2 separate regions of the Homo sapiens genome follow, and region 2 is linked to region 1. A link is a loop called in an ENCODE intact Hi-C map of the cell type or tissue named here. Cell type or tissue: PC-3. All regions are shown on one strand. Links, peaks and the distances in the headings refer to the core of each region. The heading gives the core; the rest is flanking DNA.

Region 1 (16,632 bases), core at 4,728-12,727:
GTGGACACCATGTGCCTTGGATGAGACTCAGAGATGTGCTGGCTTCAGGTGTGACCCAGAACATTCATAGCAGTGGTGGCTATGAGGAGAGACCCCTTCTTCCCAAGAAAAGAAGAGGGAAGAGTAAAGGAGACTTTGATGTGGGCTTAGGTACCAGCTTGGCCAAAGTGGAAAAGTGCAGCAAGCAGGCTCTTGGGGTCCCTGATTCCAGGCCTTGGCTCCTCGACAGCATCTCTGGACCTACCCTGGGCCAGAGGGGAGCCCACTTACCTGAAGAGTGAGTCCCAGGCCTGGCAGCATTTACCAAAAGCTCACTGAAGAGCCCTTGGGCCTTAAGTGAACATTAGTGGTACCCTGGCAGTACTCTCCATGAACTTATGGTGGTGGCAGACATGGGGAGAGACTCCTCTGCCTGGGAAAAGGGGAGAGAAGAGTGAGAAGGACTTTTTCTGGTGGTTTTGGTGACAGCTCAGCCACATTAGACTAGAGCATCAGGTAGACTTCTAGGGTTTCTGCCTCCAGGCCCTCGCTCCAGGACGGCATCTTTGGACCTGCCTGGGGGCCAGAGGGATTGCTGCCCTTAAGGGAGGGACACAAGCATGGCTGGCTTCACCACCTGCTGATTGTAGAGCCCCAAGGCCTTGATTGAACATAGACAGTAGCCAGGGAGTAGTTACAGCAGGCCTGGGCAGGACCCAGTGCTGTGCTGGCTTCAGGTCTGACCCAGTGCAGTCTCAGAGGTACTGGTCACAGGGATGCTGGTGTCACCCCTCCCTCAGCTCCAGGCAGCTCAACACACAGAGAGAGACTCCATTTGTTTGAGAGAAAGTAAGAAAAGAGAACAAGAGTCTTTGCCTGGTAATCCAGAGAATTCTCCCAGATCTTATCCAAGACCCCATGGGCGTACCTCTACGAGTCTGCAAGAACCAGTGTTACTGGGCTTGGAGTACTTCCTAAAGCAGATATGGCTGCAGTGATCAAAAACTTAGGTCACCAAACCCAAGTCCCTTCAAATACCTGGAAAGCCTTTCCAAGAAGGACAGGTACAAACAAGCCCAGATTATGAATAACTCCTCAAAGCCCAGGCACCAACAAATATCCATAAGCATCAAGACCATTCAAAAGAGCATGGCCTCACCAAACAAACTAAATAAGGCACCAGGGAACAACCCCAGAGAGACAGAGATATGTGACCTTTCAGACAGAGAATTTCAAATAGCTGTTTGAACAAAACTCAAAGAAATTCAAGGTAACACAGAAAAAGAATTAAGAATTCTATCAGATAAATTTAACAAAGAAATTGAAATAATTAAAAAGAATCAGGAAGAAATTCTGGAGTTGAAAAAGGCAATTGACATACTGAAAAATGTCAAGATTCTCTATCAGCTAGATTCCCCTTCTCCTGAACAGCTCCTCAGCCTCTCTAGGTTTGCCTCTCTAATCTTAGCAGCTCAGAAAGCAAGCACGAAAGGAAATAAAACAAAACAAAAACCAAACGTTGTATTTAAGGTCAAGGTTTACCGGGGTACCAGTCCTGGCTCTGCCCTATGAGCCACATGATTTCAACCAAGTATGTTGTCTGAATCTTACCTTTCTTATCTGTAAAATGTGGATAATGTGTTTCTTGCCATTTTCACGGGGTTATTACGAGGGCTAGATGTGTTATTCTATATGCAAATGCTCTGAAAACCTAACAAGCAGTATTGGTTTGTTCACTTTTGTGACCCAGCCTGGTGGGTCAGAGAAGTCTTCCTGGAGGAGCAGATGTTGGGCCTGAGGCATGGGGAAGGCAGAGAGTTAGCAAATGAAGAAGGTTCTAGATTGAAGCAATGGTATGAACAAAGCCAAGGAGTTGTAAAGTGGCAGGGTGAGCTCAGAGAACCATGAGCACCTCTGTATTCTCAGCTGAAGAGAGATGGGGAGATGCAGACAGGGCTTGGGTCAGGAGAGTCTGGTAGGTTCACCAAGAACCCTGTGGCCCTGGGGCCATAAGAGCTATGGGAAGGTTTTGGTAAATGAATAATGTGGTATAACAGTGTTGTAAAAAGACTGCTCTCATGGCAGAGTGGAGGGTGAAATGGAGGGAAACCAGAATGAAGCTGGAGGTGCGGTCAGGATAAAGGCCTTAACCAGTGCAAAAAGTGAGGATAGAGAGGAGGGGTGAGGTCAATAAATATTTAGAAGACAAAATTAGCAGCACTTGGTGATGAGTAATGAGTGTCTTTGGATAATAAAAATTGGCAAGTTTGATGATTGGTCCTTGGCAAAATGCTGTAGCCAATTTTTGGAAACAGTAAATGAACATTTCATTTAGAAATTAAAATGGTGGATTAATTTAGCCTCAGAACACATTGACTATGAACAAATCATACCAAGCATGTCTCATTTCCTCTTTACAGAATAGTTATTTTTCCAATATAAAATAATAAATGCTTATTTTAGAAAACTTGGAAATTATCGAAAGCTAGGATAAGAAAAAGTTCTGCTACCCACTAATTAACATTCCTGTCAGTATTTTTCTAAGAAGATCCTTTAACATGGTTGTGATCATTCTGTCCACTAAGTCTAACAGTGTGTGATATTTTTTTCTCTTAACATTACACCTCAAACGTATTTATTTTGTAACAAAATCTTTGTAAATATTATTTTAAATAGATAATATTGACTGTCTATGGATGTGCTTTAATTCATATTTTATGGGATATTTGTTTCTAATGTTGGGATATTTAAAATAATAATTTCATTGATATCTTTATATATAAAGTGCTTTCCATGTATGGGACAGATTTCCTTAAGATAGATTTCTTAAAAATGTTTACAGTATCAAAATATACAAATGTTTAAAACCTTTTGTTACATGTTATCAAACCTCTTTCAAAAAGGATTGCAACAATTTATAATGCCACTGGTATTGTAAGGTTATCCATTTCACAATATCTCTTCCTGCAGAAAATCATCATTAAAAACAACTAAACAAAACCAAAACACTTTGCTAACTTGATTAGTAAAAATGCCAACTCATGGCCAAGCATGTGTGACTCACACCTGTAATCCCGGCACTTTGGGAGAGCCGGACAGGAGGATTGCTGCAGCCCAGGAGTTTGAGACCAGCCTGGGCAACGACACTTTGTCTCTACAAATAATTTTGTCTCTACAAATAATTTTGTCCCTACAGATAATTTTAAAAATTAGCTGGGCATGGTGGCATAGGCCTGTAGTCCCAGCTGGCCTTAAACAGGGCAAAAAGTGAGGATAGAGAGGAGGGGTGAGGTCAATAAATATTTAGAAGACAAAATTAGCAGCACTGGGAGGCTGAGGTGGAAATATCCCCTCGACTGGGAGGTTGAGGCTGTAGTGAGCTGTGATCACACCCCTGCACTCCAGTCTGGACGACAGAGTAGGGGGATAAAAGTCAACTCATTTCATTTTCTTTGTTTTTACAAATATGAATAATACACACATACGGGAGAAAGTAAAATAGTATAGAAAGGCATAAAATGAGAAAGCAAAAATCTCCCCCCTTCCACAACCCCAAACCTACCCGCTTCCCCAAAGCAACCACTGCAAAAAACTTACTTGTGAATACCTTTCTGAAAAAATTGTTTATTAAAGTTTCTAAAATAGTACTAGGTACTATTTATATCCGAGGGTTCTAGGTCTGGAAACCTTTCCATGTCAATGCATATAGTTCTACTCTATGAATATATAAAAATTTATTTATCCAGTTCCCTATGGATTGATATTTTGTTTATTTTCAATATTTTGCTATTGCAAAGAATCCTGCAATGAACATCTTTGAATTAAGATCTCAGTGTACTTGTGCAGCATAATTCCTGGATATGAAATTATTTTCAATCTTACATTTTAAAATGTTTACAGCAATTTATGATCTCACCAACAATGTGTAAATGTTTATTCCTTCACACTCTCACAGATAAGCCTTTTTTATCAATCTGATAGATGAAAAAATGTCATCTCCAGCCAGGCACGGTGCCTCATGCCTGTAATCCCAGCACTTTGGGAGGCCGATGCAGGCAGATCACCTGAGGTCAGGAGTTCAAGACCATCCTGGCCAACATGGTGAAACCCCATCTCTACTAAAAATACAAAAATTAGCAGGGTGTGGTGGCACGTGCATGTAATCCCAGCTACCTGGAAGGCTGAGGCAGGTGAATCACTGGAATCCGGGAGGCGGAGGCTGCAGTGAGCCAAGATGACACCACTGCACTTTAGCCTGGGTGACAGAGCAAGGCTCCCTCTCAATAAAAAAAAAAAAAAAGGTCATCTCAGCGCACACTCATTCATAAATGTTTATTGAGCTCCTACTTTGTGCCAGGCCCTGCTCTAGATGCTTGGGACACACAACTGAACAAAGCAAAGATTCCTGCCCCTATGGAGCTAACATTCTAACACAATTAACAATAAGCATAATACATAATAAATCATAGTACACAAGTAAGTCAGAAGAAGATAAGCTCTGGATGCACTAGAACCTCTGCTTTTGCTGCCTCTGAAACAGAACGTCATGGCTACCTTTGTCACAGCACCACCAGAATGGATTTTGGTCAGTTGCTGCTTCTTAACCTCACTGGTTCTTGCCACGAAATTTAGGACTAGAGTATCTGATTGGTGAAGGCTAGATCATGTGACAGCACTCTTACTGTAAGGGTGGTTAGGAAAGTGAATATATGGAAATTTCAGATTCTTTGCTGAATAGAGGTCTTTGTCTCATAAGGTGGGGAGGAGATTCCTCAAACCCAAGGGGAAGTTCAGTCACTGAGCAGCTAAAAGGAATGACAAATGTCTACACACTGGTGTTTGATTCCCTTTCACAAGTGCCTGGGCAAACCTTAGGGAGTAGAGGTCCCAAAAGTCAAACTAGATCTGGTAAAGTAGGTACCCAGAGTGACCAGGGGCAGATGTAACCTGATGAGCAAATGTAGGTAGAAGCCTAAGGTCAAAACTTAAGGATCATGACCAGTTATTGGGCCTAAGGGAGTAATGCAAATATTACAGGAGTGGAAGCTACATATCCCTGGATACTAGGAAATTTAGGAAGAATATAGAGCTTGCCTTCACGTGTAGAAGTGTTGTCATATGGAAGAGTGATCATATGTATTTTTGGAAACTGCACTGGGCAAAGCCACATTTATCATGTATCCAGCAAATATGTAGTAAGTAACTGATATATACTAGTTCCTGCTCTAGGCAGTAGAAATACAACAGTGAACAAGGCACATAAATTCCTACTGATATAAAACTGGCATGAGTTGGGGGAGTAAATTATAAAAAGAATCACACATTCATATGTATAATATAATGTTAGCGTTAGATGATATGAAATAAAATAGAGCAGGGTAAAATATACAGTCGAGCATGGAGCAGGATAGATAATGCAGCTGGAGAAGGCCTCTCTGAGATGGTAGCATTTGAGCAGAGACTTGAATGAAAAGAAGGAGCAAGCCCTGCAAGCATTTGGGAGAAGAAATTCCAGACAAATAAAAACCAGCACAAACGCCCTGAGATGGGAATGCACATAGTATGTTGGAAAACACTGAGAAGCCAGTGTGGCCAGAGAGCAGTGAGTAGTAGGAAATGAGATCAGAGAAACAGTCATGAAACCAGGTATTTCAGGCCTATAATTATAGGCTGAGGTAAAGCATTTTGATTTATTGTAAATGTTATAGAAAACTATCAGAGGACCTTGAGCCAGAGAATGACATGATTTGGCTTACATTTTATAAGGACTAGTTAAGGGGCTTCTATGGAGAATTGATTGTAGGAAGGACAAGGTAGAACCAGAGAGATAAGTTAGGAGGCTACTGTCATGGTCTAGTTCAGAGGCAACGGTGGTAACAGTGGGTGAGAGTTTCAGAGAGACACGGTGTAACTTTGTATAAGGAAAACCTCCAGTTATTACAACTGTCCAAATATAGAATGGTCTGGGTGCTAGAGATGAGATTTCTATATTGGGAGGGGTTTGGTCTAGGACAGGAATCAGCAATCTATGATCCAAAGCTGGCCCACCATCTGTTTTTATAAATAAAGTTTTATTGAAATACAATTATACTCATTATTGTCTATGGCTACGTTTGCACTACAAAGCAGAGCTGAATAGTTGCAACAAAGAACATATGGCCTGCAAAGCCTAAAATATCTGTTTTCTGTCTCTTTACAAGAAGAGTTTGTTGATCCTTGATCTGGAAGACTCCTCTGGTTCTTCCTCCCTTCCAGAGTTCCTAGAATTCCATATGTAATTGTTCACTTGACATTTTTATGTTATCTTTGTTCCATGTGGGTAGTAAAGACTTCACAGATGGGAAGCTTGCTTTCTACTTCTTAAGTAGGTCTTTCTATTGCCTAATTGTGAACATTTGGCAGTTTCTTTAAACTACACTCTTAATTGGGAGGTCAAGTATAGAGGTCATTATCACTTTGTAAAGAAAAAAAATTGTTCCAAGTTTCTGAGTACATTACTATCTAATATTTTCCTATAGATAAAGAGTGTATGCCATTGGCAATACCTATGAGTTAGCTTAGCAGTTGCTTAACAAAGTCATCTTGATAATTTTAAGAATGATATATGGGGTTAAGAATCAAATGTTTGAAGCTCAAGGGAAGATCTTTTTCCTGGCAATACACGTGGACCAAGGGTAATAGAAACAAGTACAGTAACTTAGCAGCCAAAAGAGGTTGATCCAGCTCTCTGGCTTCTTCTGAAGAGGCAAACAGGTCATATGTTTGGAGAAGTGAAGGAATTGCATACCTAAATAGACTATTACATTTCTTTTAATGAATGACAGGAATGTTTGTACAAGATACAAACCAATCTTAGTTATCCAACAAAAGGCAGCAAGAGCTTCAAGTCTACCATGCAAATCCCTGGAATTTGATTTGCAAGTAATTCTTATTCTCTCACACGAGGGCATTGGAAGAACAACAGTGCTGAGCAAGAGCAGAAATTCTTCATAAGAATTCTAAGAAAGAGAGAAAAGGGGAGTTTCTTACGTAACAATAGGTGTGAGAACAGAGAAAAGGGGGGCAAGAGGGTCACTATAGGCACCACTGATACTTATGGTGAGCTAATGCCATGCTGCTAGCTTTCCAGAAAGCAGAGACTCCCTTTCCCTTTGCCTCTACTAACAACAATATCAGATGAACTTCTATTTTGAAAAATGCTATCATTAGGCATTAGGACCAATTATGAGGAATGGATTTTTAAAAATTGAAATTCATTTTCATCTCTGAATCTACACACAGACACACAGACATACACACACACAAACACACACAAGCAGCTTAGACAATTATTCAGACAATTCAGACAAAAATCTCAAAATCTGTTACTTGTTCTTTATCTCCTCTAATTATCAATACTGATCATATCAACTAGACAGGCCATTGCTCTCCTCTCTTCTCTCTATTTTGTGTTCTTTGTGTAGAAGCATAATATTAATAAATAGATTGAAATCCTAACGCAGTATTCACTGCTGGTTTCAGGGGTTGCCTGGGGTCATCATTTGGGCAATACTCCAAAATTATTAGTTCCCTCTGGATTTTTAGTGATATAGCAACCTAATCAATTTTAAATAGTTTTATAGAATATTAATATCAGTGTTGCATAAGAACCTTTACTTCTGAAGCTTAGCTTTTAAAAATTCTTCCTAGAGCACCCTTCTTCAAACATATGTAGGCTAAAAGCTATTTGATATGTGACTGATCATTTATGTATACACACCCATGTTTACCCAGTGCTTCTGAATCACTTATGACTAATTAATCTAGTTAACCATTACAGGCTGCATAGCAAGTGATACTACAAATACCACCTTGTATTTTTTTACATAACAGAGGCAGAGCACTGGCAAAGGAGTTGTAAAAAACACTTCACCAAGCAACCTGGGACAGGCTGCTGGACATCTCTGAGCTTCTGTTTTTTTCTATCTACAAAATGGAAATATGTATGTATTTCCATTTTATCTAACTATATGTTTGTACCATTAACCTTTCCCACTCCCTGCCTACATTATTCTTTCCAGCCTCTGGTAACCATCATTCTACTCTCCATCTCCAGGAGTTCAATAGTTTTAATTTCTAGCTCCCACAAATAAGTGAGAACATGCAAAGTTTGTCTTTCTGTGCCTGGTTTATTTCACTTAACATAATGATCTCCAGTTCCATCCATATTGTTGAAAATGACAGGATAAATATGTATGTATTTCCATTTTATAGATACATATATATGTATTTCAATTTTATAAATATATAAATACATATGTAATATATATATATATCCTACTAGATGAAATTATTTTAAGATCATGATTCTGAATGGACTAATTACAAATGGATAGCACAGACAGGATTATTATTATACTATTATAGAATACCTTGCTTTATATTAGACCCTAGACTTCCTTGGAACAATTCTATGTCTGGCAAAAAGCATGGTCATTATTCAGTAATGGTCTTAGTAAGAAAATATTGAGTCAATAATTATGAATACCAAGATTCAATTTTTAAAAAAATTTTTTATTTTTAACTTTTCTGCTTATATAGTAGGTATATATATTTATGGGGTACATGAGATATTTTGTTACAGGCATACAATGCATAATAATCACATCAGGGTAAATGGAATATCCATCATCTCAAGCATTTATCCCTTTTTTGTAACAATCCATTTATACTCTTTTAGTTATTCAAAAATATACAATAAATTATTGTTGAGTGTAGTTATTCTATTGTGCTATCAAATACTAGATCTTATTCATTCTATCTAACTACATTTTTGTAACCACTATCCTTCCCCCTTCCCTCACCCGACTACCCTTCCCAGCTTCTGGTAACCACCATTCTACCCTCTATCTCCATGAGTCCAGTGGTTTTTATTTTTTGCTCCCACAAATTGGTGAGAACTTGCAAAGCTTGTATTTCTGTGCCTGGCTTATTTCACTTAACATAAGACTTCCAGTTCCATCCATGTTGTTGCAAATGACAGGAAGTCATCCTTTTTTTATCACTGAATAGTACTCCATTTTGTATAAGTACCATTTTTTTTATTATACTTTAAGTTCTAGGGTACATGTGCACAACGTGCAGGTTTGTTACATAGGTATACATGTGCCATGTTGGTTTGCTGCACCCATCAACTCATCATTTACATTAGGTATTTCTCCTAACGCTATCCCTCCCCCAGCCCCCCAGCCCCCAATAGGCCCTGGTGTGTGATGTTCCCCTCCCTGTGTCCATGTGTTCTCATTGTTCAACTCCCACTTATGAGTGAGAACATGCGGTGTTTGGCTTGCTGTCCTTGTGATATTTTGTTGACAATGATGGTTTTCAGCTTCATCCATGTCCCTGCAAAGGACATGAACTCATCCTTTTTTATGGTTGCATAGTATTCCATGGTGTATATGTGCCACAATTTCTTTATCCAGTCTATTATTGATGGACATTTGGGACATTTGGGTTGGTTCCAAGTCTTTGCTATTGTGAATACTGCCGCAATAAATATATGTGTGCATGTCTCTTTATAGTAGTATGATTTATAATCCTTTGGGTATATACCCAGTAATGGGATGGCTGGGTCAAATGGTATTTCTAGTTCTAGATCCTTGAGGGACCACCACACTGTCTTCCACAATGGTTGAACTAATTTACACTCCCACCAACAGTGTAAAAGAATTCCTATTTCTCCACATCCTCTCCAGCATCTGTTGTTTCCTGACTTTTGAATGATTGCCATTCTAACTGGCATGAGATGGTATCTCATTGTGGTTTTGATTTGCATTTCTCTGATGACCAGTGCTGATGAGCATTTTTGCATATGTCTGTTGACTGCGTAAATGTCTTCTTTTGTGAAGTGTCTGTTCATATCCTTTGCCCACTTTTTGATGGTTTTTTTTCTTGTAAATTTGTTTAAGTTCTTTGTAGATTCTGGATATTAGCCTTTTGTCAGATGGGTAGATTGCAAAAATTTTCTGCCATTCTGTAGGTTGCCTGTTCACTCTGATGATAGTTTCTTTTGCTGTGCAGAAGTGCTTTAGTTTAATTAGATCCCATTTGTCAATTTTGGCTTTTGTTGCCATTGCTTTTGGTGTTATAGTCATGAAGTCCTTGCCCATGCCTATGTCCTGAATCATATTGCCTAGGTTTTCTTCTAGGGTTTTTATGGTTTTAGGTCTAACATTTAAGTCTTTAATCCATCTTGGTTAATTTTTGTACATGGTGTAAGGAAGGGATCCAGTTTCAGCTTTCTATATATGGCTAGCCAGTTTTCCTAGCACCATTTATTAAATAGGGAATCCTTTCCCCATTGCTTGTTTTTGTCAGGTTTGTCAAAGAGCAGATGATTGTAGATGTGTGGTGTTATTTCTGAGGTCTCTGTTCTGTTGCATTGGTCTATATATCTGTTTTGGTACAAGTACCATGCTGTTTTGGTCACTGTAGCCTTGTAGTATAGTTTGAAGTCAGGTAGCGTGATGCCTCCCACTTTGTTCTTTTGGCTTAGGATTGTCTTGGCTATGTGGGCTCCTTTTGGGTTCCATATGAAATTTAAAGTAGTTTTTCCCAATTCTGTGAAGAAAGTCAGTGGAAGTACCACATTTTCTTGAGATACTCGTCTGCTGATGGACACTTGGGTTGCTTCCCAATATTGGGTATTGTGAATAGTGCTGCAATAAACATGGCACTGCAGATATCTCTTTATATACTAATTTGCTTTCTTTGGGGTATATACCTAGCAATGGGATTGTTGGATCATATGGTAACTCTATTTTTAGTTTCTTGAGGAATCTGCAAACTGTTTTACATAGTGGTTGTACTAATTTACATTCCCAACAATGGTGTATGTTCTCTTTGTATGTATGGTTCTCTTTTCTCCACATTATCTCCAGTATTTGTTATTGCCTGTCTTTTGGATAAAAGCCATTTTAATGGCTAAGAGTATATCTCATTGTAGTTTTGATTTGCATTCCTCTGATGCTTAATGATTTTTAGCACATTTTCATATACCTGTTTGCCATTTGTATGGATTCTTTTGAGAAATGTCTATTCAAATCTTTTGCCCATTTTTAAATTGGATTTTTATCCAAAAATTAGCTGGGCATGGTGGCACGTGCCTGTAGTCCCAGCTACTGGGGCAGCTGAGGCGGAAGAATCGCTTGAACCCAGGAGGCAGAGGTTGCAGTGAGCCAAGATTGCACCACTGCACTCTAGCCTGGCGACAGAGCGAGACTCCATCTCAACAAAAGAAAAGAAAAAAAAAGCTTCTTGACATTGGTATTCCATTGTGTGGATATACCACAACCTATCTATTCATTCAGTGATTCATGGACATTTGAGTAGTTTCTAGTTGGGTGATATTATGAACTAAGGTGTCTATAAATATTTGTATACATATTTCAATGAAGATTTGGGATATTTCTGCTTACTATATATTTAGGAGTAGCATTTGTGGGTCATAGGACAATTTCAGTTAATTTTTAATTCTAGAATTTATATTTGAATCTTGTTTATGCATTCCAGTTTTTTGTGAAATTCTCTTTTCTTCAACATATTATTTACACAATGTTAAAGTGCTACTAATTGGCTCATTTGTGAAGCTGCCTTTTAAAATTTTTTAATTTTTATTTTTTGTTGGTACATAGTAGGTGTTTATATGTATCGGGTACATGAGATATTTTGATATAGGCATACGATGCATAATAATCACATCAGGGTAATGAGGTATCCATCAACTCAAGCATATGCCCTGTCTTTGTGTTACAAATAATCAAATTATAATCTTTTCATTATTTTTAAATGTACAATAAATTATTATTGACTGTAAAAAAAATAAAATAAATTGGATTTTTAGATTTTTTTTCCTTGTAGAGCTGTTTTAGCTCCTTATATATTCTGGTTATTATTAATCCCTTGTGAGATTGATCATTTGCAAAGATTTTCTCCGATTCTGTGGGTTGTCTTTGCACTTCGTTTATGTTTCCTTTGCTGTACAGAAGCTTTTTAACTTGACGTAATCCTGTTTGTCTATTTTTGCTTTCGTTGCCTATGCTTGTGGGGTATTGCTCAATAAATTTTTGCCCAGGCCAATGTCCTGGAGATTTTCTCCAATGTTTTCTTGTAGTAGTTTCATAGTTTGAGGTATTAGATTTAATTCTTTAATTAATTTTGATTTGGCTTTTGTATATGGTGAGAGATAGAGGTCTAGTTTCATCCTTCTGTGTAATGGATATCCAGTTTTCCCAGCACCATTTATTGAAGAGACTGTCCCTTTCCCCAAGGTATGTTCTTGGCACTTTTGTTGAAAATGAGTTCACTGTAGATGTATGGATTTGTTTCCGGGTTCTCAATTCTGTTCTATTGGTCTATGTGTCTGTTTCTATGCCACTACCGTGTTATTTTGGTTAGTATAGCTCTGTAGTATAATTTGAAGTCAGGTAATGTAATTCTTTCAGTTTTTATTTTTGCTCTGGCTATTCTGGGTCTTTTGTGGCTTCATATAAATTTCAGGATTTTTTTTCTATTTCTGTAAAGAATGTTATTAGTATTTTGATAGATTGTATTGAATCTGTAATTGCTTTGGGTAGCATGGACATTTTAACAATATTAATTCTTCCAATTCATGAAGATGAAATATCTGTCCATTTTTTGTGTCCTCCTCAATTTCTTGCATCAATGCTTTATATTTTTTATTGTAGAGATCTTTCACTTCTTTGGTTAACTCCTAGGTATTTAATTTCATTTATAGCTATTATAAATGAGATTACTTTCTTGATTTCTTTTCAGATTGTTTGCTGTTAGCATATAGAAATGCTACTGATTTTTGTATGTTGATTTAGTATTCTGCAACTTTACCAAATTTGTTTATCAGTTATAAGAGTTTTTTAGTGGCCCATATGCTGAGGAGAATAATGTGTATTCTGTAGCCATTGGACAAAATGTCTGTAAATATAAAATCCATTTGGTCTATGATGCAGTCCAGTGTTTCTTTGTTGATTTTCTGTCTGGATGATCTTTCCAATGCTCAAAATGAGGTTGAGGTCTTCAGCTCTAATTGTGTTGGGGTCTATCCCTCTCTTTAGCTCTAGTAATATTTTCTTTATATTTCTGGGTGCCTCAGTGTTGGGTACATATATACTTATAATTGTTATATCCTCTTGGTGAATTGATCACTTTATCATTATGTAATGATCATCTTTGTGTCTTTTTATAGTTTTTGTCTTGAAATCTATTTTGGCTGATATAAATATAACTACTTCTGCTGTTTTTTTGGTTTCCTTTGAATACAGTCTTTTTCCATCCCTTTGTTTTCAGTCTATTTAGGTCTTTACAGATGACGTGTGTTTCTTGTAGGCAACAGGTCATTGAGTCTTGTTTTTTAAATCCATTCAGATTTAAATCCACTTGTTTTTAAAATCCACTCTATGTCTTTTGATTGGAGAGTTTAGTCCATTTACTTTTAATTTTATTATTGATAATTAAAGACTTTGTCCCGCGATTTTGTTTTCTGTTTTCTGTCTGTTTTGTGATCTTCTCTTCCTTCTTTCCTTCCTTCCTGTCTTCCTTTTAGTGAAGGTAATTTTCTCTGGTGGTATGCTTTAGTTTCTTGCTGCTTATTTTTTGTATAACCATTGTATGTTTTTCATTGTATATCTTCCTTTTAGTGAAAGTGATTTTCTCTGGTGGTATACTTTAGCTTTTTGCTTCATGGTTTTTTTGTACCCTTTGTATGTTTTTTGATTCGAGTTACCATGAGGGTTGTAAATAACATCTTATAACCCATTATTTTAAACTGATGACAACTTAACTCTGATAGCATAAACAAACTGAGAAACAAGCAAAAAGAAAACTAATAAAAACTCTACATTTTAACTTTCTTTTTTTTTTTTTTTTTGAGATAGAGTTTTGCTGTTGTTGCCTAGGCTGGAGTGCAATGGTGCAATTTTGGCTCACTGCAACCTCCACCTCCTGGGTTCAAGAGGTTCTCCTGTCTCAGCCTCCGAAGTAGCTGGGATTACATGCATGCACCACCATGCCCAGTTAATTTTGTATTTTTAGTAGAGACAGGGTTTCACTATGTTGGTCAGGCCGGTCTCAAACTCCTGACCTCAGGTGATTCACCCACTTTGACCTCCCAAAGTGCTGGGATTATAGGTGAGAGCCACCATGCCTGGCCCTACACTTTAACTTTGTCTGCCCACGGTTTTACTTTTTCTTGTTTTTACTTATATCTTTTTGAACTGTCTGGTTTTGTTTTTGCTTTTTTTTTTTTCCTTAAGATGGAGTCTTGCTCTGTTGCCCAGTCTAGAGTGTGGTGGCAGCACGATCTGGACTCACTGCAACCTCCGCCTCACAGGTTCAAGCAATTCTCCTGCCTCAGCCTCCTGAGTAGCTGAGATTACAGGCACGTGCCATCATGCCCGGCTAATTTTTATATTTTTAGTAGAGACAGGGTTTCACCATGTTGGCCAGGCTGGTCTTGAACTCCAGACCTCATGATCTGCCTGTCTTGGCCTCCCAAAGTGGTGCTAGGATTACAGGCATGAGCCACCGTGCCTGGCCATCTTATTGTACTGTCTAAGTCTTGAAAAGTTGTTTTTTATTATCTTTCTGTCTTTCTACTTAAGATATGAGTAGTTTACACACCACAATTACGGTGTTATAATAGTCTGTGTTTTTCTGTGTACTTACTATTACCAGTGAGTTTTATGCCTTCGATGATTTCTTATTGCTCACTAAAGTTGTGTTCTTTCTGATTGAAGAACTCCCTTTAGCATTTCTTGTGGGACAGTTCTGGTATTAATGAAATTCCTCAGCTTTTGTTTGTGTGGGAAAGCCTGTATTTGTCCTTTATATTTGAAGGATATTTTTGCCAGGTATACTATTCTGGGGTTAAATTTTTTTCCCTTTAGCACTTTAAATATGTCATGCCACTCTCCCCTGGCCTGTAAGGCTTCTACTGAAAAGTGTGCTGCCAGATGTATTGGAGCTGCATTGTATATTATTTGTTTCTTTTCTCTTGTTTCTTTTAGAATCCTTTCTTTATGCTTGACCTTTGGGAATTTGATTATTAAATGCCTTGAGGTGGCCTTCTTTGAGTTTAATCTGCTTGGTTTTCTATAACCTTCCTGTACTTGAATATTAATATTTCTAGGTTTGGGATAACCTCTCTGTTATCCTTTCCGTAAGCTTTCTACCCCTATCTCTCTCTCTCTACCTCTTCTTTAAGGTCAATACCTCTTAGATTTGCCTTTTTGAGGCTGTTTTCTAGATCTTGTAGACATGCTTCATTCTTTTTCATTCTTTTTTCTTTTGTCTCCTCTGACAGTGTATTTTCAAATAGCCTGTCTTCAAGCTCACTAATTCTTTCTTCTGCTTGATCAGTTCTGCTCTTTAACAGGCTCTGATGCATTTTTCAGTATGTTGATTACATTTTTCAACTCCAGAATTTCCTCTTGATTCTTTTTGTTTCCATTTCTTTGTTAAACTTATCTGATAGGATTCTGAATTCCTTTTCTGTGTTATCTTGAATTTCTTTGAGTTTTGTCAAAACAACTATTTGGCATTCTCTGTCTGAAAGGTCACATATCTCTGTCTCTCTGGGATTGGTCTCTGTGGCCTTATTTAGTTTGTTTGGTGAGGTCCTGTTTTCTTGGATGGTTTTGATGCTTATGGATGCTTGTCAATGTCCAGGCTTTGAAGAATTAGGTAGTTATTGCAGTCTTTGCAATCTGGGCTTGTTTGTACCCGTCTTTCTTGGAAAGGCTTTCCAGGTATTTGAACGGACTTCGGTTTGGTGATCTAAGTTTTTGATCACTATAGCCATATCTGCATTAGAAGTTACCCCAAGCCCAGTAACGCTGTGGTTCTTGCAGACTCACAGAGGTCCTGCCTTGGTGGTCTTGGATAAGATCTTGAAGAATTCTCTGAATTACAGGGCAGAGACTCCTCCCTTACTTTCTCCCAAACAAATGGAGTATCTCTCTGTGCTGAGCTGCCTGAAGCTGTGGGAGGGGTGACACAAGCACTCCTGTGGCCACAACCACTGAGACTGTGTTAGGCCACACCTGAAGCTAGCACAGCACTAGGTCTCACCAAAAGACCACCGTAACTACTGCCTGACTACTACCCACATTCACTCAAGGCCCTAGGACTCTACAGTCAGCAGGTAGTGAAATCAGCCAGGCTTGTGTCCTTCCCTTCAGGGTGGTGAGTTTCTCACTCTCCAGACTGGTGCAGAGACGCTGTATGGAGGCCAGGGCTTAGAGTTGGAAACCTTAGGGATCTACCTAGTGCTCTATTGTTCTGTGGCTGAGCTGGCACCCAAGCCATAAGGCAAGCCCTTCCGTCTCTCTTTCTTTCTTTTTTTTTTTTTTTTTTTTGAGACACAGTCTCACTCTGTCGCCCAGGCTGGAGTGCAGTGGCACAATCTTGGCTCACTGCAACCTCCGCCTCCTGGCCTCAAGCAATTCTTCTGCCTCAGCCTCCCAAGTAGGTGGGATTACAGGCTCCCACCACCACGCCCAGCTAATTTTTGTATTTTTAGTAGAGACAGAGTTTTATCATGTTGGCCAGACTGGTCTCGAACTCCTGACCTTAGGTAATCCCCTCGCCTCGGCCTCCCAA
Region 2 (16,632 bases), core at 2,927-10,926, 140 kb before region 1:
CTCTCAGTATCTTTCTCCTAAATGAGATTTCTAAAATCTAGTGTGCCACAGGGCTCTATTCTTGGCCCTCTTCTCTTTCCATTTATCCTCTCTTTCCTGGGTGATCTCATCTAGATCCAAAGCTTCAAATGGTTGATGACTCTCAGACTGAAACCTCTAGTCTAGACCTCTCTTCTGAGGTTTAGATTTCTGGAGACAACCACTACTCTACATCTCCAATGGGATATTTAATACACACTTCAAACTTATCCCTTGGTATTATCTGGGACCACTAGACTGGAGATTTGTTTTTTAAATTTGTTTCTGGGCAGTTCTATTTGTAAGGATTGATATTTCATGAATTTATTCTTTCTTAGAGGTATTCAAGAGCAAACAGAACTCTTACTTGTTTTTAAAACACACTCATTTTGTCTTGCAATTACCATATGGGTCCATTGGACTCTTTCATAAATCTAAGATATATTACAGGGCCTCAGTGATCTTATTTTTCCTATACCTTAAATCTTTCGGTAATCCATCATCCTGAAAATTATTTCATCATTATTTATCAGTTATTCCCAACTATATTTTTAAAAATCTAAAATTGTAAGAATAATAGAATTGCCTAAAAGGATGCTGTACTACTATACCCTCCTTCAGTTTTCTTATTGCATTACTCAAAGTATTGCCTCATCTTTTGTTTTTCACCTTTTATTTTAGGTTTGGGGGTAGAAGTGAAGGTTTGTTACATAGGTAAACATGTGTCAAGGGGGTCTGTTGTACATATTATCTCATCACCCAGGTATTAAGCCCAGTTCCCAATAGTTATATTTTCTGCGCCTCTTGCTCCTTTCACCCTCCCCATCAAGTAGCCCCCAGTGTCTGTTGTTTTCTTCGTTTGTAGGTTCTTATCATTTAGCTCCCACTTGTAAGTGTGAACATGCAGTATTTGGTTTTCTGTTCCTGCATTAGTTTGTTAAGGATAATAGCCTCCAGCTCCATCCATGTTCTCACAAAAGACATGATTTCATTCTTTTATGGCTGCATAGTATTCCATGGTATTTAGGTGCCACATTTTCTTTATCCAATCTGTCACTGAGGGCATTTAGGTTGATTCCACATCTTTGCTATTGTGAATAGTGCTGCAATAAACATTCACATGGATGTGTCTTTACAGTAGAATGATTTATATTGGTCTGGGTATATACCCAGTAATGGGATTGCTGGGTCAAATGGCAGTTCTGCTTTTAGGTCTCTGAGGAATCATCATACAGCTTTCCACAATGCTTGAACTAACTTACACTCCCACCAACAGTGTATAAGTGTTTCCTTTTCTCTGCAATCTCACCAGCATGTTATTTTTTGACTAATGATAACCATTCTGACTGGTATGAGATGGTATCTCACTGTGATTTTAATTTGCATTTCTCTAATGATCAGTGATATTAAGATTTTTTTCATATGCTTGTTGGCCTCATGTATGTCTTCTTTTGGGAAGTGTCTGTTCATGTCCTTTGCCCACTTTTTAAATGGGGTTTTCTCCCCTAAATTTACTTAAGTTCTTTATAGATGCTGAATATTAGACCTTTGTCAGATGCATAGTTTGTAAATATTTTCTCCCATTCTGTAGATTGGCTGTTTATTCTGTTGATAGTTTCTTTTGCTATGCAGAAGCTCTTAAGTTTAATTAGATCTCACTTGTCAATTTTTGCTTTTGTTGTGATTGCTTTTGGTGTCTTTGTCATAAAATCTTTGCCGGTTCTATGTCCAGGATGGTATTGCCTTGGTTGTCTTCCAGGGTTTTTATAGTTTTGAATTTTACATTTAAGCCTTTGATCCATCTTGAGTTGATTTTTATATATGGTGCAAGGAAGGGATCCAGCTTCAATCTTCTGCATATGGCTAGCCAGTTATCCCAGCACCATTTATTGAATAGGGAGTCTTTTCCCCATTGCTTGTTTTTGTCAGCATTGTTGATGATCAGATGCGTGGCCTGATTTCTAGGCTCTCTCTTCTGTTCCATTGGTCTATGTGCCTGTTTTTGTACCTGTACCATGCTGTTCTGGTGACTGTAACCTTGTAGTATAGTTGGAAGTTGGGTAACATGATGCCTCTGGCACTTGTTCTTTTTGCTTAGGATTCCCTTGGCTATTCAGGCTCTTTTTTGGTTCCGTAAGGGTTTTAAACTAGTTTTTTCTAGTTCTGTGAATAATGCTGTTGGTAGTTTGATAGAAATAGCATTGAATCTGTACATTGCTTTAGGCAATATAGCCATTTTAATGATATGGGGTCTTCCTATCCATGAGCATGGAATGCTTTTCCATTTGTTTATGTCTTCTCTGATTTATTTGAGGAGTGTTTTGTAATTTTCATTGTAGAGATCTTTCACCTCCCTGGCTAGCTGTAGTCCCAGGTATTTTATTCTTTTTGTGGCAACTGGGAATTCGATTGCCTTTCTGATTTGGCTCTCAGTTTGGCTGTTGTTGGTGTATAGGAATGCTAGTAAATTTTTGTACATTGATTTTGTATCCTGCAACTTTGCTGAAGCTGTGTATCAGCTGGAGGAGTTTTCAAGCTGAGCCTATGGGGTTTTCTTTTTTTTTTTTCTTTGAGATGGAGTCTCGCTCTGTCACCCAGGCTTGAGTGCAGTGGCGCAATCTCAGTTCACTGCAAGCTCCGCCTCCTGGATTCATGCCATTCTCCTGCCTCAGCTTCCCAAGTAGCTGGGACTATAGGCACCCACCACCACGCCCGGCTAATTTTTTGTATTTTTAGTAGAGATGGGGTTTCACCATGTTAGCCAGGATGGTCTTGATCTCCTGACTTCATGATCCGCCCACCTCGGCCTCCCAAAGTGCTGGGATTACAGGCGTGAGCCACCGTGCCCGGCTGAGACTATTGGGTTTTCTAGATATACAATCATGTCATCTGCAAACAGAGAAGACTTCCTCTCTTCCTGTATGGGTGCCCTTTATTTCTCTCTCTTGCATGACTGCTCTGGTAAGGACTTCCAGTACTATGTTGAATTGAAGTGGTAAGACAGGACATCCTTGTCTCATGCCGGTTTTCAAGGGTAATGTTTCCAGCTTTTGCCCATTCAGTTCAATGTTGGCTGTGGGTTTGTCATAGATGGCTCTTATTATTTTGAGGTATGTTCCTTCAATACCTAGTTTATTGAGAGTTTTTTACATTAAGGGATGTTGAATTTTATTAAAAGTCTTTTCTGCATCTATTGAGATAATCATGTAGTTTTTGGTCTTTAGTTCTGTTTATGTGATGAATCACAATTACTGATTTGTGTATGTTGAACCAATCTTGCATCCCAGGGATGAAGCCTACTTGATCATGGTGGATTACCTTTTTTATGTGCTGTTGGATTCAGTTTGCAAGTATTCTGTTGAGGATTTGTACATCAATGTTCATCAAGGATACTGGCCTGAAGTTTTCTTTCTCTGTTGTGTCTCTGCCAGGTTTTGGTATCAAGATGATGCTGGCCTCATAGAATAAGTTGTGGAGGAGTCCTTTCTCTTCAGTTTTTTGGAATAGTTTCTGTAGGAATGGTGCCAGCTCTTGTTTGTACATCTGGTAGAATCTGGCTGTGAATCCATCAGGTCCCAGGCTTTTTTTGGTTGGTGGTATTGTCTCATCTTTTGAAAAGAAGGCTGGAAATCCTATCTTTGTATTTTTGAGGGTTTCAGTAAACACGGTTGAAAATTCAGAATATTTCATTTTCTACCCATAATGGCAAAGAGAAGAAAACTGACAAAGAAAGATATTTCACAGTTATTAGATGGTGAATGTAAAGAGGCAGGTAGTAGTGAAATCTCAGGTTATGAATCTTCAGATGATGATATCCTAGATAAATTTTCTGAAACTTAAGAAGGAATGAATGTACAATATGATTTTTAAGGACAAGAAGTACTTTTAGCCAGACAGTCATTCAACAGGAAACTTCATTGTGCAATATGTTACAAGATCCTAGACCATCCCATTTAGTTAAAAGAATATGTGGTAGTATTCATTGATCTTTTTATGATGTTTATGAAGCTAAATTTACTTGATGAAGTTCATAGGTAGACAAATGCTGATGATAAGTATCTATATAAAAAGTGTGGAGAAAAAATAACTGATGTAGAAATAACAAATTTCATTAAATCGATCATTCTCATTAGTTGATAAATCTAAAAAACAAAAATACTTTTCAATTGAAAGTGTTTATCCTTTCTTCAACAAAATCTTAGCCATCAAAGTTTTCAAAAATACTGCCTTTTGACAATAAAATGCAAAAACCAGAAGTAATGATAAACCCAGAACATATTAAGAGATTCATTTTAAATCTGGAAATCAGTATTTATATAATGTATATGTTACAGGTTTGTATATAGCAATTGATGATTATATTCAAAGGACTTTTTCTCATTTTGAATATGTATGTGTCTTCAAAACCAGGAACTTACAGGATAAAAAAAATTGGGTTTGCTATGGTTAAATTCTTATTAAAGTTTCTAATAAGGTTGTTTTTCATTGTTTACTTGTGTTAATTATTTATAAAATAACTTAGAAAATGAACAGGCACAGTGGCTCACACCTGTAATATCTGCACTTTGGGAGGCCAAGGCAGGAAGTTCACTTGAGCCCAGGAGTTCAAGGCTGCAGTGAGCTATAATTGTGCCACTGCATTCCAGCCTAGGCAACATAGTAAGACCTCGTATCCACAAAACAATAAAAAAATTTAAAACTAGCTGGGTGCAGTGGCACACTCTTGTAGTCCTAGCTGCTACCTGGGAGCCTGGGGTGGAAGGATTACTTGAGCCCAAGAGTTCAAGGCTGCAGGGAGCTATGATCATGCCACTGCATTCCAGTCTGGGCAACAGAGTGAGATACTGTCTCCAAAAAAATATAAAAGTAAAAAACATAAAAATTGAAAGTAAACAGGGTATAATGGATTCAGATGGCAAATGATAATAATGACTTCCGGGGGATACTGAGAGTTAACACAGCCAAAACAGAGAAAGTGCTCTCAACTCATAGCTTCACTTCCAATCTCAAGAGTTGCCCATTTCAGCAAACAGCATTCATTATACACTTTATTATTCAGATCAAAAAATTAGGGCCATCCTTGACTCTTTCTTTCATACCACTCCAATCCATCAGTCAAATTCTACTTGCTGCCCTGAATCTCCATTGCACCCACCTGGACCCAAGCCACCAGCACAAGCAACGATGTCCTACCTGGTCTTTCTACTTCCACTTTTGTTTTCTTCTTGTCTGTCTTCCACACAGATCATAAACATCTCACTTTGAAAAACAAACAAACAATCTAAAGGTTTTCCAACACATTTCCAAAAATCCAAACTCCTTCTTATGGCCCACAAGTTCCTACGTGACCTGGTTTTTGGCTACTTCTCCAGCATTACCTCTTCTTACTCTCCCACTTAGTTCACTGTTCTTCAGCCACATTGGCCTCCTTTCTGTCCCTGAATTTATTGTCACCACATAGTTCTTTATGCTGGGAAATGCTCTTAGAACAGGTGCCCTCATGGCTTCCTCTTCCTCATCCTTCATGACTCAATTCAAATGTCACCTTTTCAGCAAAGACTTCTTTGACTCCATCTAAAAAGCTCTTGCCATACAGTATGCCATTCATAATTGGTCAATACCTATTTTATCTTCTCTATATTTATCAGTATTATTTATAATTAAATTTATCTTATTTATACACAGCTTATTATCTATCTATCCCCTCTGCAATGTAATCCTCTTAAGAACAGAATATATCTTCTTCACCACTGCAATCCTACCACCAAGAACAGGAACTAGCACTTAAAAGGTACTCAAATATCGGTCATTTAATTGACAAAATCTATGAAAATTACCATATAGTCCTTGCTGAGGACAAGATGAGAAATGTACGGGGCAGCACATGACCTCCATTCTCCAACTTAATTCAGTATTTCTTATCGAATAAGACATAGAAATGTCTGCTTATCAACCTGTTACTGTCGTATAATCTCAAACACAAATTGACTTTCAGATTAATTGTAAGGGTCAAATGGGAAATTGTAGATTTGTAAAAAAGAGATAATGATGGCTCTGCCCTCCTCCAAATTCCTTTCCTGAAAGAAAAGTCTGTTTACAGATATCAAGCAAATGAAAACCTGCCAAATTTTGATCTCTTTCAACAATCATGTTGGTTTAATTCCACTGAAAAAAAGAAATATGACTCAGAACAATATAGGAGCCAGTCAGGCTCCTTCTCTTCCCCTGACTCATGACTGCGTACTAGCGAGCCAACTTTAAGCAAACACAACCTAGTAAAACACAAAGGAGCTTGGAAAGCCTTTGCATGAATCAGCTCAAAAACATGTGTATCCAACTCAACTCTCATATTAATTCATACCTATTCTTACTAATTCCAAAAGTTTTTAATTTTCTCTTTGGTTTCTAGATATAACCAATCGGCCTGCAAATAAATGGGAACTGTATCTCCTTTTTTCCAAAAGCCCTGCTTCTAATTTCTGTTATGTTTTATTGCATTGTCTAGAACTTGGAAAAAAAAAAAAAAGGCTGTATCCGCAAGCCTCTTTATTTTATCCTATTTTCATAGAAATGACTCTATCATTTCATTATATAGCAAGATACTGGGATATTGGTTTGGACAGAAATTCTTCTTTGTTTTTCTTTAACTGAAGAAGTCTTCATCCAAACCATTAAATACTTTTATAAAGAATGAATATTGAGTTTTATCAAACTCTTTTGTGGCATTAAGATCACCATGTGGTTTTTCATTTTTAATCTAATATTCACCTACTTTTTAAATTCAATGTATAACTTATGTTATGAAATGTTCTTTTAATATCCTGCTGAATCTGATTTGCTAGAATTTTATATTGACTTTTCCCATCCATATTCATGACTGAACTAGGTCTGTATTACTACTTTTTGGTACTTTATCAAATTTGAGATTGAAATAAAATGAACTGGATAGCTTTCTATATGTATATGGGTATGTTACAAAACAGTTGGATATAGAAAATTATTTCCTAGAAAGCTTACAAGAATGTGTCTGTGAAACAACTTAGGTTGTTTTTTATGTTTGAGAGGGAGAGAGAGAGAGGATGGGTTTCTAAATCTCACTATTAAAGAAAAAATGGGGCCGGGCGTGGTGGCTCACGCCTGTAATCCCAGCACTTTGGGAGGCTGAGGTGGGCGGATCACGAGGTCAGGAGATCAAGAACATCCTGGTTAACATGGTGAAATCCTGTCTCTACTAAAAATACAAAAAAAAAAAAAAAAAAAAATTAGCCGGGCGTGGTGGCGGGCGCCTGTAGTCCCAGCTACTCGGGAGGCTGAGGCAGGAGAATGGCGTGAACCCGGGAGGCAGAGCTTGCAATGAGCCGAGATCATGCCACTGCACTCCAGCCTGGGCGACAGAGCAAGACTCCATCTCCAAAAAAAAAAGAGAGAGAAAAAAGAAAAAACGGAAGAGGTTATTTGACTATGCAAGTCCTTATTTAATCAGAAAATACTGAGTACCTCTCTCTGTGCTAGGCAAGAATAAGCAAAACAGCCATCAATTCTACCATCAAAGAAATTATGATATACTTGGGGAGAAAGAGACATAAATACCCAGAAATAATTGTTAATAGTGTTAAGTATGAAAACAAAGTATAAGGAGCTATGAGAGCAGATGGCACAGGGACCCAAACCTAGTCTGTGAAGAGTAAGGTTCAGTTTCCCCATGACATGAAACTTGAGTAGAAATCTAAGGATTAATAGAAATTAAGTGTTCAAAACACACAAAACAAACAGGACGTGCAAAGGTCCTGGTGCAAAAGAGAACAGTATTAGATGAACAGAAAGAAGATCAATATGGCCAGAGTGCAGGAGCCCAAGGGAAAAGAATGCAAGGCCTGGATGGCAAGAAACAGGTCAGATCAGGGAGGACTGGAAGACAAGTTGAAAGTATCTATCTTTATCTTGAGAACAATGGGAAGCTATTTAGGGGAATTTCAAGCAGAAGAATGACATAATCACAGTCTTCTATTTCTCTAGCTGATTTTTATATCTGCTAGGAAATTTTAGATTTCATCAAGATTTCCAAATATATTACCACACAACTCTGCATAGCAGTCTCTCACACTATTTAGGATCTCTCCCTGATCCTCTTTTTAACTTTTTAAATGATTTCCCCCGTTCTTTTTCTTTTCCAATTAGATTTGCTGTAGGTACTCATATATTATTGGGATTTTTCAGAAAGTCCACTCTCGAATTTATCCTACTGTATTTCTATGTCATTTTTATTATTTCCTTCCTCCAGCTTATTTTTTTATTTCTACCCTGACCCACTATTTATCTTTTAATGAACAAGAGGTAATGCCCAGAACTATGACATCTATTCTGGACCACACATTAATTTTTCACGTATGCCTTCTCTGGTTCTACTTCTTGTTTATTCTGTACCTAATCTCCAATACTACATACTTCAGATTCATGTTTCTGGCTATATTTTCAACAATAATATCACTATTTCCCTTTTTCAAGGTTGATAAGGATGATGATGACTATCATTTACTGAGCATTTACTATACACCAGGCACTGTTGTAAGAACTTCACATGAATCCATTTAATTCTCATTGAAATTCTGTGTAATACAAGAACAGAAAACCAAATACCGCATGTTCTCACTCATAAGTGGGAGTTGAACAATGAGAACACATAGAGACAGGGAGGGGAACATCATACACCGGGGCCTGTCGAGGGATGGGGGGCTAGGGGAGGGATAGCATTAGGAGAAATACCTAATGTAGAGATGGGTTGATGGGTGCAGCAAACCACCATGACATGTATATACCTATGTAACAAACCTGCACATTCTGCACATGTATCCCAGAACTTAAAGTATAATAAAATAAATAAATAAAAGAAATTCTGTGTAATAGATACTAATCCCTATTTTATAATGAGGTAACTGAGACAAGAGAGGTAAGGTAATTTGCCCGAGGTCACACAGCTACTAAGTGAAATTAAAATGTACGGACAGGTCATACTTGTTAGCTTGACTCCAGAGAGTAAGCTGCACTGCCTCTTATGGGTAAAAAGTAGTTAGCCTTTCTTCTCTTGAACTGAATCAGGCTAAAGACTGAGCTAAGCTACCCCTAAAGGAAGAAGACCCTGAAAACTAATTTAAAACAAGCAAAATATGCATCCCAAATAATAATTATCAACCAAATGGCTTTTTCAGTTTTGTTATTTATAATTCTATTTGAATTTCATCTACATAAATGGCTTGCATAATTCCTGTTCTTACTCATTTAGTGGCATACTGTTAACCTAATAGAAGATCAGTTTTGGTAACTCTTCTAGAGATATCTGAGGTATATGCTCTGTTTTTTGAGAATAATGTTTAATATAGAAAAGGGTCAGCATAATTATATTATTTCCTATGCACCATTTCTTATCTACTTGCTATATTATGGACATAAAGTGGCATGCTAATACTTCCCACAAGGGGAAGCAGTAGATAGCATGATGGTTAAGTGCACCAGCTCTGAAATCAGATTGCGTGTTGCTCTCTTCTCATACTAATGTGTATATTTAGCTCCTTGACAACTCACTTCACCAAGTATTATTGTTTAAAGTCTTAGCCATAAAGGCCTATCATAGCTAATTATCCCTAAAGAAGAATACAGGCATCAGCCAAATCAAACAGAGCAGAAACTCCCCAAATGGGCTATCTCCACTATGTAAGGGCTAGCTCTACATTTCCTGTTTAAAACATGCAGCTGCCCACAGGCAAGCTAAATCAAACAGACTACTCCAATAGCAGTATGTCTTCACATTCTGTTTTACCAAGTTATGTTCATTCTCACTGCTTTTATGCCAATTTGTGATTATGCAATTTAATATTTAATTAAATATTATGAAATATGAGTACAAAAAGGGTGTTTCTATGAAAACAGATAAATGTTTTGGGAAAACACTGAAAGCTTTGGAAAGGTAAATCTCAAAATGTTAGAAAAGAAAAATTGTTATAAAAAATATAAAAATCGAGTAGGATTCCATACTCAGTTTGCTAAGCTCTTGTTCTACTTTATGGAAATTTGAATTGGAAACAGGAGACAAGCATTATATGTTGTTTATGCAAGAAAGATGACAGCAGTCTCCAGTCAGTATATGCTTTAAGTTAAAAATCAAATGCTCATGAAAATTTATATCAATTTATGTAATTCCCTATCTTAATTGTCATTTTCAATTAATCAACCATTGGCTCCACTTGTATCCTATACATACAAGAGAACACTAGGTGGCATTCAGGCTAGGCTGAGCTGGTCTGCTTTCCCATGAAGAACTTGTAACATATGTGCTTATATACTTATAAAGTATATCATGCAACTGCTTACTTATAAGGGTCTGACTTTTGCGTGCACAGTGGAATGTATCAATTTGCTGGTCAACTTATTAATTCCACTCTTGCTTGTTGATGGATAATCAAAGTAAGATTTCCTGCTATATTGCTTTGGGGATACTGAAGGAAGAAAAAACCTCTTTATTTCTTTGAGTAAAATTTCTTCACTGAGTCTTTCTAATCTTGGGTTTTCCTTTGTCATGTTTTCCTTGTTTCCCCCTCATCCTACTTTAATCTCCTTTTTGGCCTGTGCCACTTTGCTGAATGGGCAAATCACCCTAGAGGTTATTTAATCCTATTCAGGTCAACAGAGAAAAAAGTATACAAAACAACAACTGCATTTGTGGGGTTTTTTCCCACTATAAAATATTTTAAAGTAGTTGCTTCTAAGAGGCTGTCATAGATCAACCTTTATTGTCAGTGCAAACTCACAGTACTGCATTCCCATCATAACTTTTCTCAATAGATTATGAAAAGATATCAAATAAAAATTAAAATTTAAGGGAACAATGAGGCTTCAGTGTGTGTGTGTGTGTGTGTGTGTGTGTGTGTGTATGTCTATGCACATAAGTTAATCCAACAAAATTAACACATAAATACTTGGCTAAATCTGATGTCCTAATGGAGTAGTTACAGTGAAGTCCCATAGAGAGATCATCAATCTTTAGAACATAATTCAGACTAAAATTCTGCAATGAAGCAGCTTTCGGATCAAAACTCCAAAAATAAATGAATGCCAAATGACTTCACTGAACCTTAATCCTAAACAGAAGACCTTATGGCTACTACATACCTTGACTTACTAAAAATTACTTCCCCTTCCTGAAAGGGGAAATTGGGTGACATAAGCAAGGTCCTTTCTTTGCAGGAAAAAAACAAAAAGGAATCAACAGTTTGCCCTGCTTCTGCTCAGGAAAGAAAGATATTGTGATCTCTTGTTCTTTATTAAGCAAAGAATATCACTCCAGAGCAAAAAGTGGTCATTTCAGCATGTCTGTAAGCAGCACTTATAATGGAATGCTTCAGAATCCCTTTTGAGAGCTAAGGAAGTAATTGTGAAGAAACGTTTATTATCCATCCACCCTCATTTACCTAACCAGTTGGGTGATTGCCAATGGAAGGTGGGTAGACAGGAGAAAAAAGTAATGTGTACAGACACACTGCCATAGCAATTAACATCACATTTATTTCTACTACATGTTTACCTTTTCTAGAAAACATGTACAAAAATAGAAAAGACAATGTTGCAGAATAAAAACCACTGCACAGATGAAATTGTTAATAGTTGGGATTATTTTCTCTTCTTAATGCCGTGTTCCCCAGGGAAATATACATATAGTTGCTTGATCATACTACCCATTTCCACCTCCAAAAAAAAAATTCCCTCCTTAATTGATGTCTATTTCCTTATAAGGAACAAAAGTCTCAAAAATAACATTGTTCCAGCAATGATCTTCCTTAGGACATTTTCGAGAACACTTGGCATCAAAAAGTGAGTCTTATGGTGTACCATAAATGAGAAGGGTGATAAAACTGCATATGTAGGGAGTTTTAAAATATATAATATTGTGTACAATTTTAAAGATTTATAAATCTGCACAGTTTTGATTATTTTCTTTAACATATATAAATTATTAAAACAAATCCAAGATGATGAAGAGTATCTGAAGAAACCAGAGAAGAAAAATAGTCAACTATCTGTATACTCTCAAAGCTGTTTACGATGAGATCAATTTTACAGGTTAAAGCCTGTAATAAGCCTTATAGAAAGTTTATCAGTCCATTCTTCAAGCTAACATAATCCTGATAACAAACGGAGTAAGGATAGCTTCCTCTAATACACATGATGGACCAATTTCATTTATGCAGATATACTGAAAAATTTTTCTTTTGAAAAGTTAAAAATTCCTTTATTTTTCATTCCTGGTACCACTACCACAATTTACAGGGCAATATACTTGATGTAATGAAAAGAAAAAGAAAAAGACAAAGCTACAACAGATAAAAGACCTCAGGAATGTACATCTAATTGACACTACATTGCATTAATCAATAACTGCACTTTTTGCAAACTGTGGCTATGACAGTCCTGAACAAGAAGGGTTTCCTGTTTAAGCTGCAATAACTTTTCTGACTATGGATCATCGTTCCTTCTGTGGCAGATTTTTACAGTTCCTCTAATGCATTTGGGAGGACTGTCTCAAAGTAAGCTGCAGTTTTCCTGACAACTCCTCGCTCTCTCTCCTACTAAGAACTGTAGCCCTTTTCTGCTGTTTTTCGAACCTTCTGCTACCATATCCACCACTTCCACCACCAGATCCATAACCACCACCATAGGGACTGCCCGAGCTTCTTCCACCAGAACTGTCCCCTTTCACGGGTCCATAATTTGATTGCTGTTGTCCACTATAATTTCCAAAATCATTATAGTTCCCACCACCACCATAGTTACCACCGCCAAAATTTCCTCCTTCATTGTAACCATCATATCCTCCACCACCTCCACCATATCCACCACCTTGGTTTCCATATCCTGGTCCACCACCACCATAGCCCCCTCTACTACTATAACCAGGACCACACCATAGTTGCCACCATCACCTCCAAATCCATTATATCCACCATCACCTCCTCCATAACTACCTCTGCTGCCACCACCTCCACCACCATAGCTCCTCCACCACCTCCAAAGTTTCCTCCGCGACCCATAAAATTGCCAGATCCACCTCCACGACCTCTCTGTGATCCAGCAGACTGCATCTCTTGTTTAGAAAGGGCCTTTTTCACTTCACAATTATGCCCATTAATAGTGTGGTATTTCTGAACAACAATTTTATCAACTGTATCATGCTCATCAAAAGTTACAAAAGCAAATCCTCTTTTTCCCACTCTGCCTGTCTTCCGTAACTTCTATGGTTTCAATTTTGCCATACTTTTCAAAGAAGTCTCTCAAATTATATTCTTCTGTATCTTCTTTAATACCACCAACAAAAATTTTCTTCACTGTTAGATGGGCACCAGGCTTTACAGAATCCTCTCTAGAAACAGCTGTCTTTGGTTCCACTACACGCCCATCAACCTTGTGTGGTCAAGCACACATTGCTGCATCCACCTCTTCAACACAAGAATAAGTCACAAAACCAAAGCCCCTGGAACGTTTTGTTTGGGGGTCTCTCATTACCACACAATCTGTGAGTGTGCCCCATTTCTCAAAATGTTCTCTTAAACTATCATCTGTAGTTTCAAAGCTCAGACCACCAATAAACAGTTTTCTCAACTTCTCTGGTTCCTTTGGATCATGGCCCTCCATTTTGAGACCAGACTCGCCTCTTCCAACTCGAGTTCAATATCGATATACTGAAAAATTTTTTAATCAGCAAACTGAATGTTGATAATAAACTCAATCTATTGGGAAAAAAAAATGCACTTGCAGATAATTTATCCAGAATCTCCAGGATCTACTCTGTTCTGGATGGATGTCGTCTCCAACGGTCTGGAAATTTTAACCCCCAAATGTTAAAATGATGAAAAAATATAGATCCAGCCCCAAATCTTCTAAGTGAATTCATTTGTTTTTTCTTAATATTACATGATTTAAGGATTGAAGCCTCTCTCTCTGTCACACACACACACACACACACACACACACCATAAAAGTAATGCAACACTTATAAAGGATTTATTTGCTGCCTCAAAGTAAGACTAAACGAGGAAATTCACCACTCATGCATTATCTGCTATTCCACTGTGACGTCATTCTCATCAATTACGATCAGCAACTTCTTATCTATTTTGCTTAGACTAGGCATCTATGTCCTCATTAACTTTTTACTATCCAGCATATCACATTATTGCCCCCTGATATTGCAAAATATTCTTTTTTTTTTTTTTTTGAAATGAAGTTTTGCTCTTGTTGCCCAGGGGAGTGCAATAGCGTGATCTCGGCTCACCACAACCTCTGCCTCCCAGGTTCAAGCAATTTCCCTGCCTCAGCCTCTCAGGTAGCTGGGATTACAGGCATGCACCACCACGCTGGGCTAATTTTGTATTTTTAGTAGAGATGGGGTTTCTCTATGTTGGTCAGGCTGCTCTTGAACTCCCGACCTCAGGTGATCTGCCCACCTCGCCTCTCAAAGTGCTGGAATTACAGGCGTGATCCACTGTGCCCGGCCTCTTTTTTATGTTTTATTTTTTAGCAACTAATGTAACATTAAAAATGCATCGAGGGCCGGGTATGGTGGCTCATGCCTGTAATCCCAGCACTTTGGGAAGCCAAGGTGAGGTGGGAGGATAGCTTGAGCTCAGCCTGGGCAACATGGTGAGATCCCATCTCTTAAAAAAAAAAGGCATTTAGATCATAATACCATAAATCATTGCTTTAAAAGAAATTAGGGTTACCTACAGGAAGAAATCTCACTATTAATCTGAGGAGGCATGTCACAGCAACCAAAGAACTCTGATATTAGTTTATAGGACAAGAATGCAGAAATACTGCCACACACAAATTATTTATCAATTAAAAAACATTTCGTATCCAATATTTAACGGAATATCTGACAATTCTGCTCTTATACTGGTGATATAATGTGAAAGGAGAAGGGTAGGTTCAAATTTCCCAGTTACTTCAACTCCCAAACAGTAGCCTCAGTGAAGAAAGGATCTTTATTAGAATAATCATATTACTCCACTCAAAAGAGAAGGCCTATTCTAATATTATAACCTAAGCCTTGTTGTAACATACATCTTCAAGAAATATTTGAAGAGAATTAGTCAAATTAGCTGTACGTGCTCACATAGAAAGATCACCAAAAAGCCCAGATATGACTTTCAGCCTAGATAATTATTCTAGAAACTCTGATAGCCTCCACCATGTACCACTGCCTTGAAAGAAGCTTCTTGGCTCTAAGACGGGTTAAAGAAAATAATTAAAAGCATTATTTGCCCATTATTTACATCTGTCTACTTAAAATATAATGAATATTACCAAAATTAGAATAAGACATTCCTATCATAGCTTCAGCTTTTATTTTTAGTCATTTAGTGGTTGCCAGGGGCTAAGCAGAAAAGTAACTGCTAATGAATATGGGTTTCCTTTGGGGTGATAAAAATGTTCTGGAATTATATATTGATGATAGTTGCACAATTTTTTTTTTTTGAGACACAGTCTTGTTCTGTCACCCAGGCTGGAGTGCAGTGGCGTGATCTCGGCTCTACTGCAACGTCCGCCTCCCAGATTCAAGCAATTTTCCTGTCTCTGCCTCCCAAGTAGCTGGAATTACAGGCACATGCCACCATGCATGGCTAATTTTTGTATTTTTAGTAGAGACAGGATTTCACAATTTTGGCCAGGTTGGTCTCCAACTCCTGACCTCAGGTGATCCACCTGCCTCAGCCTCCCAAAGTGCTGGGATTATAGGCGTGAGCCACCGCTCCCAGCCGCACAATTTTTTTTTAATTTCCCAGTTTTATTGTGATTGCTATGTTTTTAATATTTATCCCCTCCCAAAGTTACGTTGAAGTTTAATTCCCATTGTAATTGTATTAAGAGGTGATACCTTTAAGAGGTGATTAGCCCATGAGGGCTGTGCCCTTATGAATGATTTAATGCTACTGTCTCAGAAGTAGGTTTCTCATAAAAAATGAATTTGATCCCCTTTCCTTTCCCTTGACCTCTCTTTGCCCTTTTGCCATGGGACAATGCAGCAAGAAGGCCCTTGCCAGATGCCAGTCCCTGACTTGGACTTCCCAGTTCTAAAACTGTGAGAAATATATTTCCATTCATTATAAATGACCTAATCTCAGGTTTTCTGTTACAGCAGCACAAAATAGACTGTCATAGTTGTAAAATACACATAACATAAAGTTAACATATTAATCATTTTTAAGTGTACAGTTCAGTAGTACTAAATACATTCACACCATCATGCAACCATCATCACTATTCAAAACATTTTTATTACACCAAAATGAAACTGTTTACCCATTAAATACTAATTCCGCATTCTATCCTCCACTGCACCCCTGGCAACCACCATACTACTTCCTGTCTCTATGATTTTTGACTACACTCTATACTGCATAAGTAGAACCATATAGTATTTGTCTTTCTGTGACAGACTTATCTCAGCATAATGTTCTGAAGATTCATCCATGTTGTGGCATATGTCAGATTTTAATTGTTGTGTCCTCTTGCTGTATTGAACCATTTATTAATATATAATGTCCTTCTTTGTCTCTTACAACA

Evidence for each region. Hi-C counts contacts between places; a loop is a spot of excess contacts. Peaks named below come from ENCODE experiments on the same cell type or tissue, not always from the same donor. Only the 100,000 strongest peaks of a DNase experiment are listed, where the experiment ranks them.
Region 2: a loop joins it to region 1, with 4 times the contacts of the local background. A loop is called at or near these places in 3 of 110 quality-filtered maps.

The regions. Positions count from the first base shown.
Region 1 is chr1:113,311,603-113,328,234 of GRCh38, reverse strand. No RefSeq gene overlaps it. Among named protein-coding and RNA genes, the nearest start is that of MAGI3, 71 kb to the left of the region's middle. In PC-3, for the core only: no CTCF peak of the experiment used is centred there; a DNase peak (open chromatin) is centred at 7,754.
Region 2 is chr1:113,446,766-113,463,397 of GRCh38, reverse strand. The region is part of intron 1 of MAGI3 (membrane associated guanylate kinase, WW and PDZ domain containing 3); the gene reads right to left. It also overlaps the pseudogene LOC100421402. Among named protein-coding and RNA genes, the nearest start is that of MAGI3, 65 kb to the right of the region's middle. In PC-3, for the core only: CTCF peaks have their summits at 9,476 and 10,277 (motif pointing right); DNase peaks (open chromatin) are centred at 6,247 and 10,307; H3K4me3 peaks cover 1,102 bases; H3K27ac peaks cover 2,732 bases.